Linked DNA regions of Mus musculus: region 1 is linked to region 2. The links are chromatin contacts, found by Hi-C in ENCODE. All regions are on one chromosome and are shown on one strand. Each heading gives the region's core, a stretch centred on a gene start or an enhancer-like site at or near the end of the contact. The rest is flanking DNA. Distances are from core to core; before and after follow the strand shown. Region 1 holds the start of Med15 (mediator complex subunit 15). Region 2 holds the start of Snap29 (synaptosomal-associated protein 29).

Evidence for each region. Hi-C counts contacts between places; a loop is a spot of excess contacts on that map.
Region 1: a map of heart shows a loop between it and region 2 (4-fold over the local background). The contact joins the promoter of Med15 here to the promoter of Snap29 in region 2. A Hi-C loop is called at or near these places in 2 of 37 maps with a recorded cell type or tissue (heart and left cerebral cortex).

The regions. Positions count from the first base shown.
Region 1 is chr16:17,721,108-17,725,994 of GRCm38, reverse strand. Med15 (mediator complex subunit 15) reads left to right here and starts at 3,048. Exons shown (of 18, transcript NM_033609.3): 1 at 3,048-3,239. The coding sequence starts at 3,172. It also overlaps the pseudogene Gm6048.
Region 2 is chr16:17,403,746-17,408,560 of GRCm38, reverse strand. Snap29 (synaptosomal-associated protein 29) reads right to left here and starts at 2,561. Exons shown (of 5, transcript NM_023348.4): 1 at 2,202-2,561. The coding sequence starts at 2,438. It overlaps Pi4ka (phosphatidylinositol 4-kinase alpha), which reads left to right and starts at 2,696. Exons shown (of 55, transcript NM_001373955.1): 1 at 2,696-2,927. The coding sequence starts at 2,763.

The sequences.
Region 1 (4,887 bases), core at 1,799-4,298, 320 kb before region 2:
GGTTTGTGAACTTATTCTTTGTTTGTTTTTTGTTTTATTGGCAACTTAGAGTGTAAAGTATTTTATTTTTAACCTTCTAAAGTTTGAAAACAATGTAGCCCAGTTTAGGTGAGTTACCAAGCTAAATGTGTTTGCCTGGAGCTTAGTTCTGCCTGACAAGGAATTCCTAATACCCTAGGTGGGTGCCTGTGTAGCTACAAGTGGCAAACAGCCTGGACTCTACTGGGAATGGTCCTTTCCCCATCCCTTTGGTAGGAGCTTAACAAACATTAGGCGTTTTTCTTGTCTTATACGGCTAATGTGGGTCTGAATGTCGCCTGGGAGGCATGCACCACGAACAAGAAGTCGTCTTCATTCTTCTCATATGCCTTGGAGATAGTCTTACACATACTCACCACGCTGTGCCAGGTCACCACGAGGAAGAAGGCTTGACTATCGTTGAGCTGTTACCGCCTTCTCTTTCTGGTCATGAGCTTACCCATGTTGACGTGGTTGGGTTGATTTTGTCATGGACCGGCAGCTGCCTTTTCTGTTTATAATGCACTATTGAAATCTTTATGGGTGCAAGACATCTTCCACTCTCTGTGTGAAGCTTCCACGCTGTGTGAAGGTCTCTGACTACATGGCTTGGGGAATCTAAGATTTGGATAAAGGGGGCTGGAGAGATGGCACAGCAGTTAAGAACACCTACTTTTCTTCCAAAAGTCCTGAGTTCAAATCTCAGCAACTGCATGGTGGCTCACAACCATCCATAGTGAGATCTGAGATGCCCTCTTCTGGTATGTCTGAAGACAGCTATAGTGTACTTATTTATAATAATAAATAAATCTTTGGGCCGGAGTGAGCAGGGCCCACCGGAGCAAACAGAGGTTCTAAATTCAATTCCCAGCAACCACATGAAGGCTCACATCCATCTGTACAGATACAGTGTACTCATATACATAATAAATAAATAAATAAATAAATAAATAATCTTTAAAGGAAAGAAAGAAAGGAAGGCAGGAAGAAAGGAAGGAAGAAAAAAAGGAAGGAAGAAAAAGAAAGGAAGGAAGAAAGGCATGTACCACCATGCCTGGCTTTCCTATTCTTAAAAAAAAAAAAAAAAAGATTTAGATAAAGAACCTGAATTAGCTTTCTCCAGCTGTACTGCCAAATTTTGCCTCTCAAGGACTGGGATTAAAGTGGTGTACCACCATGCCTGCATCACCATGCCTGTATCACCATCACCGTGCCTGCACCACCAAGCACCACCATGCACCATCATGCATCACCACGCCTTCATCACCATGCACCACTATGTACTACCATGCCTGCACCACCATGCACTACCATGTCTTCATCACCATACACCACCATGCCTGAACCACCATGCTTGCACCACCATGCACCACCATGCCTCCACTACCATGCACTACCATGCACCACCATGTCTTCAGCACCATACCTGCACCACCATGCATCACCACGCACCACCATGCTTGGTGGTTTTGAATTTTCTTTTTAAGTTTTGTCATACTCAGTTTTTTTTTTTTTTTTTTTTTTTTTTTTTTTTTTTTTTCTTTTTTCCGGAGCTGAGGACCGAACCCAGGGCCTTGGGCTTGCTAGGCAAGCACTTTACCACTGAGCTAAATCCCCAACCCCCATACTCAGTTTTTTAAAGACTTACTTATTTTATGTATATGAGTATATTGTAACTGTCTTCAGACACACCAGAAGAGAGCAATAGATCAATGCTCTTAATGGCTGAGCCATCTCTCCAGCCCCCACACTCAGGGGTTTTTTTTTTTTTTTAGATTTATTTATTTATTTATTTCATGTATATACTGTAGCTGTCTTCAGATATTCTGGCACACCAAAACAGTACATTGGATGTGAGCCACCATGTGGTTGCTGGGAATTGAACACAGGACCTCTGGAAGAACAGTCAGTGCTCTTAACCTCTGAGCCATCTCTCCAGCCCTGACACTCAGTTTTTAATTCATTTGTGTTTAAGACTTTTCCAAAGGCCAAAAGTTTTTTTTTTTAAAGGGTGCTTTCTTCTATAATAATAAACACATGTATTTTATTTATTTCTTTATTTGTCTATTTATTTATTTATTTTGGGGTTCATTTTGGGTGTTGTTTGTTTTTGTTTGTTTGAGACAATGTGTCTCTACATAGGCCCTGGTTGTCCTGGAACTCAGTATGTAAACCAGGCTGCCTTGAATTCAACAGAGATCTGCCTGCCTCTGCCTCCCAAGTGCTGGGACAAACAAAGTTCTAAAATGAGGCCTTACATATTGTTGGAAAAAATGAAGACTTACAAAATTGGTTAGTTACCTTGTAATCTCTACTCTAAACTTAAATCATATAAACATTGAAAGGTGAACTCGAGACACATAAGCCCAGCAACAATTATCCACTTAGACCAAAATGTCCTGTATTAAGGGATGCACCACTAAGAAGCAAGGAATATGAACCACAGAGAAAACATTAACAGAAATAATGCTTTTGCTTTCCTTTTAAATATGGAGCTTAATGATTCAATGAGCAGAGATCCTAAACCTAACATTGCTTGTTGGTGAAATACTAGCTTTATTTTGATGACTGTAGAATGTACATATACTTATGTACACTTAACATATGTTAGAAATTAAAATCTCAATATTTAAATACCAAATTTATTTAAAATACCAAAAATATGTTATACATTAGCAATTATCCCAACACTGGCAACAAAATATACATAGACTCTGTATGTGTGTCTGTGTGTGGTGTGTGTGTGTCTATGTGTCCGCATGTGTGTCTCTCTCTGTCTCTGTATCTGTCTCTGTGTCTGTCTTTCTGTCTCTTTTTTCTGTCTTTCTCTCTGTTTCTGCCTCTGTCTGTGTTTCCGCCTCTGTATCTCTGTCTCTCCCTCTGTGTCTCCCTCTCCCCCTCTCCCCCTCTCCCCCTCTCCCCTTCTCCCTCTTCCCCTCTCCCCCTCTCCCCTTCCTCTCTTCCTCTCTCTTTCTGTGGCGCGCATGCGTATACAAAAGCAAGACTTCATTTCCCACAATTCTTCCTGTACTTCCGGCGTGGCCCAGTAGCGGGATCGCTCGGCTTCCGGGTTCGGGCCTGTCGCTGTGGTAGAGGCGGCGGCGCCGGGGGTGGCCGGTAGGGACTCGGGCTACAAGAGTAGGGGCTCCGGGCATGGACGTTTCGGGGCAGGAGACCGACTGGCGTAGCGCCGCCTTTCGGCAGAAGCTGGTCAGCCAAATGTGAGTGTGGCCTGGGGCAAGGACCGGTGGTCGGACCTTCCGGGCGGGGAGGGTGAGGCCGGGCTAGACCCGCTCTTGACCCTGGTCAGAAGCTGCGGTGTCCGCTGGGTGCCGGGGACGTACAAGGGTCCTCCTGGAGTCTCTCTGGCCTTTCTCGGCAGACAGGGACTGCTGGCTAGTTTTTCTGGGGAGGAACTCTGCAAACCCAGCTAGTGCCCTGGCTAGTGAGTCATCGTCCTGAGCCGCCTCGTCATTTGTGTGCAGATTTTCCTTTGCTTCGATTCGCACCGAATATAGAAAGAGAATGAGGCAGCCAGAGATTTTACACGGGTGCCGCGTGGCTTCTTTTATAAAATAAATAAATAAAACGAAAACCACATCAATGAGTTGGAGGAGGCTGGAAGGAAGGTAAATTGGAAGATTGATGTGTTTGGGTTGTAGGCAGTGGAATAGAAGAGTGCTCCGGTTTCTTCCACAAGGTGTGTCAACTTGGCCAAAGGGTAGCAGGAAATAGCTGTGGGAACTTCGGGAGTGAAGGGCAGGGATGCCCTCTGCCCACGGAGCACTGCAGAGTGCTTGTTGCACTTAGCCATTTTACTGAGTTTCCTAAAGTGTTCAGAAAATTGCCTGTGGCACAGCTTTTCCCCTGAGGGTTGGTACTGTCTGTCTGTAAAGAAACAGTACAGTCGTGCCAATGCTCAGTCATTTTTGTGGGTGCTAAAGTGTCAGTTGAGTAGACTGGAGCAGCCTCGAGTAGGTGACAGATTGAGCTCTAGAGAGAAAAGTAGGAGGGTGACAGGCCACCATTCCCAGCAGATGATTGTGAAAGCATCAGGATGGACGGCTGTAGGTGGAGAGTTCTGGGTCTTTGAAGCAAAGTAGTCAAGGATACATCATGAGGATGAGCAGATGCTGGCATGGTTAGTGTTGGGTGTTTTGGGCAAACAACTTGTACCCGTGGTTTTTTGTTTGTTTGTTTGTTTGTTTTTTAGTTTTTCGAGACAGGGTTTCTCTGTGTAGTCCTGGCTGTCCTGGAACTCAGAAATCTGCCTACTTCTACCTCCCAAGCGCTGGGATCACTGCCCGGCCCTTCCTCCAGTGTTTTACACGTGGTCTGCCTTGAGGTGGTGCAGCATTAGTGTTGGGAAGGCCCCTGAGTCCCTGGAGATGAATTAGGGACCCAAGAGAGGCCAAATAGGCAATTTGGGGAGTTTTTTTCCTTTGGAAGGGTTGGTGGGGGTTCTGTCTTTTTTTCATTTAGATCATATGGTCTCATGAGTTGATTGTAGAAGACTTGGTTGGCAGAGATCATAAAGACCAGTATTAAGTGCTGAACTTGAAAGAGGAAGACAGATTCCAGAGAAAGAGGAATGAATATGTGGACAATTGGTGACTAACTGGATGGAGGGGGTGGGGTGGGGTGGGGTGGAGTGAAGCAATGGACTAAATCGGGGAAGCATCAGTACAGTGGAGGGAGTGGGTACTGTGTCAGTGGCTTGGTACCGCCGCACAATAACCCTTGCACGGTTTTGCAGACAGTTCAGCAAACAAGTGTTTTGTTTCTTAATTGTTTTAGATTTAATTTATTTATATGAGTGTTTTGCTTGCCTGTATATAAGTGAACCATGTATATCTGATGATGTCAGAG
Region 2 (4,815 bases), core at 1,312-3,811:
ACTGGGGAAAACCTGAGGAGTTTGCCTTGCCACTCCTCCAGGTTATGAGGGATGCCGTCTGTCTCTCTGACCTCTCTGAACTGAATGCCCAGTGTGGCTTCAGTGGCAGACACTGGAAAGATGTAAGGATGAGTAGGCCTCCGAGGAGCGTGTGCTAGGCAAGGCAGCTGAGCACGTTATGTGTCAGTATTACCAAACATCAGTTCCTTTCCACTGTGTTGGTGCAAAGTCAATTGAAACCCTAGTCTACTGTTCGTTGCTGGGCTCTGCTGAACTGAGAAATCAGGCTCCAGAGAAGATCATTGTAGTATGCTATACTGCTCTAGGAGGGGCAGAGTATCCTAGGAAGGGGAGTGGCTTTGGCCAGGTGGTGATGTTCATGTAGGAAGCAAATATTATGATATTCATTATTAGGAGGCTTGCTGCATAAACAGGTCATCCATCTAATGGCATATAATATGACCATTAGCCTATTCCCCGGCTCCAAACCACCCCTCATTGTATTTAACTATGAAAGAACCTTCAATACTACTAAATAATATACAGGCCAATATGTAAAGAACACCTCACTTTAAAGTTAAAAAAGAATAAAAGTGCTTGGTGTGGTGGCTTGAACCTCGGCACTCCCAGGCTGAGTTTAAGGTTAGCCTAGTCTACATAAAGTTGGAGAACAGTCAGAATTACATATTGATACGATTGAGAGAAAAAAAATAGGTTCTCTTTTGGGGCTGGAGAGATGGCTCAGCAGGTCAGAGTGCTTTCTGTTCTTCAAGAGGACCTACCTGCATTGGCATCTGGTGAATGTCTATGACCTCAGCCCTCTGGAGGCTGAAGAAAGAGGATCTTGAGTTCGAGGCCAATCTGGATTACTATGGGCTACATTGTGAGAACTTATCACTTATCTCAATACAAAGTGACCTGTTCACCAAGACCTGTAGGACTCCAATTGATCTGGAGTGGAACATTAAGAATCCAGTACACAGAAGCACAACTTCCTAGAGGCAGAACATACATTAGCCGTCAGGGAGACAACAACAGGGAAGGTAGGAGAAGGTAAAATACCAAACAGTGGCAATAGAAAACAACAGAGATCTGTCCAAGTCCCAGAGGAGAACACTTGCCAAAGATCAGAGATGAAGACTGGTAAAGAAAGACAGTATTTTGTTTCAACTATTACATTTCAAAACTGTAAAATACTTAAGATTATTCTTGGCTGATATATCAGTAATTTCTTCTTCTGCCAAAACAACTATTTTGCCAGTAGACTTAGGGGCAATCTGGTGTCTTGGAATAATCTTTATTTTATGCTGGAGAAGATGGTACATGCCTGAAATCCCAGTATCAGAAAGATTGAGACCAAGAATTCTAAGTTCCAGACCAGCCTGGGCTTCATTGGTAGGCTGTCCACCAAGCCGAACTCCTCAAAAAGAAAAGGTCTTAAAGAAGTTTCAGAAGACCATTTCTGTTCCCAGCACCCATCTGTCAACTCCAGCTCCAAGGGATTCCCTGGTGCCCTCTTCCGGCTTCAGGGGACACCCTTAAACTGTGCATATGCAAATACAGGTAAATTAAAGGAAAGCAAAGTTCCTAGTTGCTGAAATTTTCTATGGATGGAAAGAGCTGTCACAATAACACACGGTCTACAAAGGTAAGAGTCGACTCAATTCAGGATCTGGTTTCCTGAGCAGGAGCCCAGGCGAGGGGACTTAAATATTCCCATTAGAAAGGTGAAAAGTGGTCAAGGATGTGAGAAGAAGAACACAGGCTCCCTTTGCGTCAGTACTTCAGGCACCACCTGGCACTTGAAGCATACACAGTTCACACTTTAACTGGGCCACTAGAGAGGAACAGCTTGAGGCTTCTGCCTAACAAGTTATATGTAAATGAAACAGACACTACTTCCCAAATACAGGCCGCACTTTGGCATTTTTACTCTCACACAGAACATTATTTGGAGTTTACTTTTTAACTAGACATGAGGGCAGGGCAGCGAGGGAGAAATTAACCTCGCAGAATAATAGATAAGGAAGCTTCCAGAGGTAAACATCAGGTGATCCTGATACATAATTCTTTACACTATGTCCATGAACTTACGGTAGGCAATTAGAAAAATACCAAAAGATCGTAAACAAAATATTTCTTCATCCCGTTTTTATAACGCATTGATTGGCCGGTTTAGCTCAGTTCTGCCCCAGGCTCACCTCGGAAGAGGCGACTCCGATCTTCTCCGATTCATACATGAGAGACAAGGACCTGCTGGTACTGGCAGCGGTAGCCTCGGCCCTGCGCAACACCTCCTGTCTCAGGTACTGCTGCCTGTCAATGGGCGCGTCGGGGCCGTCAGGCAGGTCGCGGACGTCCTTCCACGGCGCGGGCCGGGTGTCTTCCTCTTCCACGTCATCGTCGAAAGGATTATAGCTTTTAGGATAGCCAGACATGGTGCGGGAGACGGCCTGCACCTAGGAAGCAGGAGGGGTTGCTGAGCGAGGAGTCGATAGCCCAGCGCCGGCGGGCGGATTCACTGTGGACGCCGCGCGCACTACTTCCGCCAGCACTGCGCTAGAGCCCCGCCTCCAGAGCCAACCCGGCGGCGGAGCGGCAGAGGGGGACCAGGCCCCACCCAGTGCGGGGGAGGGGAGAGGGGAGGAGTCAGGTGGTCAGGTGGCCGGGAAGTCGGCCGCCTCTGCGCCTGCGCAGTAAGGACCGGTGGTGGCGAGCCCAGAGCTGTGAACCCAGCCGCCTGCGCCGGGGCGTGCGCTGTGATGGCGGCTGCTGGGGCCCGGGGAGGAGGCGGCGGTGGCGGCGGCGGCGGCGGCGGCGGCTCGGGGTCCAGCTCTGGCTCCAGCACCTCTCGAGGCTTTTATTTCAACACAGTACTTTCACTGGCCCGCTCCCTGGCTGTGCAGAGACCAGCATCCTTGGAGAAGGTAACCCTGCGTACTGACAGGAGGAGGGGCCTGAGGTGGCGAAGCGGCGGGACGCTGCTGGGTCTGAGAAGGCTACTTGCGACTAGAGAGGGGCTCCTGAATAGAGGTGGCAGCGATGTAGGGAGGTCGGTGGGAGAGGGTTCTGGTGAAGAGAGGAGTCGGGAAGTCGACAGGACGCTGGGAGGTCTGGTACCGGTGGGAGTGGGAGGGCAGTGAGCTGTGGGCGGGCGGACTACCGCTGTGACATCTCAGGCGCGGGGGTTGTGGCAGCATCGTGACTGCCTGTGAGGCGTGGTAGGATGAGCCAAGGACCAAGAGTCCAATCCGGGCTTTTGGTCCCGATTTTTTGTTTTCATTCAATGACCTTGGAGAGGTGTCTTTCTCATGAAATGGGACGCCCTCCTCCCCTACACACTTTTTGCCCTTCTCACTGGATTGTGGAGAAGGACAGCTATGCAAATCGTATTATTATTTAAGAGATGGTAGCGTTAGACTGGATCAAAAGATGATGAGTTTCGAGAAGATGCAGTGGCAGGAATATGCAGTGGACTGTTAGTAGACAGAGAACTAAATTCAGGATTGCTTCAGAAGAGAAAGACACGCCAGTCCTTATCTTGGAAGATAAAAGATATGCTTGGACCTGGGATAAGAGGTGAACTGGGTGGGTGGTGAAGGGTAGAACCCCAGGATTAAGGAGGCTAACCGCTTTCTTTTAGGGGAAAAAAAAAACCCAAAAACCAAACAACAACAAAAGGATGTTGTGATAGGAAGAAGACAGATTTTAGTCAGAGCTGACTAAATTTACAATTTCTGTGTGCAGTCTTGAGGAAGAAACTTGCATGCTAACAGCCTATTTGCTTATCTATAAAACCTGTGAAGCTTTGATGAGTTTACATATTAAGGCCAGGCACAACGTGGATGAACAATAATAGTCAGCTGCTTTTCGCCCAGGAATGTGTAAATAGACTCAGCACAGTATGTTAGCACTGAAGGGAGGGGGCTGTCTGTCCATTCAACTTTCTGAAAGATGGAAAGAACCTGGGTGACATGTGCACCTGCGCGCTGATGGGTAAAAGTGGAAAGGCAGAGTGACCTGGTCTTTGACCTTGTAAGTTTTCAAACTTGATTGTATCACCTACCTGCAAGGTGAACAGGTTCTGGAAGATCTAATGCCAACCCGACTTCTGGCTAAAGAATGAATACAGACTGGACATGGTAGCATGCACCTGTAGTCCATGCTACTCAGGAACAGCCCAGTATCCGCAGAGGTGCTGAGGAGTTGTTGTTCACTCAGGGAGTTGGTATCTCAGTACTCATGTCTGGCAGCTTAGGACTGCTTGAATGTTTGAAGGTAACTCCAGTTTTAGGGCATCAGAAAGTCCTCTTGTGGTGTCCATGGGCACTTGCATGCATGAGCACATACAAGCACAAATAAATAATAACAACATCTTAAGAAGATTTATTTATTTATTATATAATTATGCTGTAGCTGTTTGCAGACACACCAGAAAAGGGCATCAGATCTCATTATGGATGGTTGTGAGCCACTATGTGGTTGCTGGGATTTGAACTCAGCACCTTTGGAAGAGCAGTCAGTATTTTTAAGTGCTGAGTCATCTCTCCATCCCCCAACATTTTTAAATTAAAAAATAAAAGATGGTTTAGGACTTGTGGTGCAACTTAGGCAACATATCAAGATCCTGACTCAAGCAGGGAAAGACAGCAGTGTGTGTGTGTGTGTGTGTGTGTGTGTAAGACTATGAGTTTGAATGGTAAGACCATCTAAATTTACATTCCCTTATTACTTGTATTTTTAAACTTCTTTTTTGTTTTATGTGTATGAGTGTTTTGCCTGCATATGTGTTCTGTACACCATATGTGTCAGTGC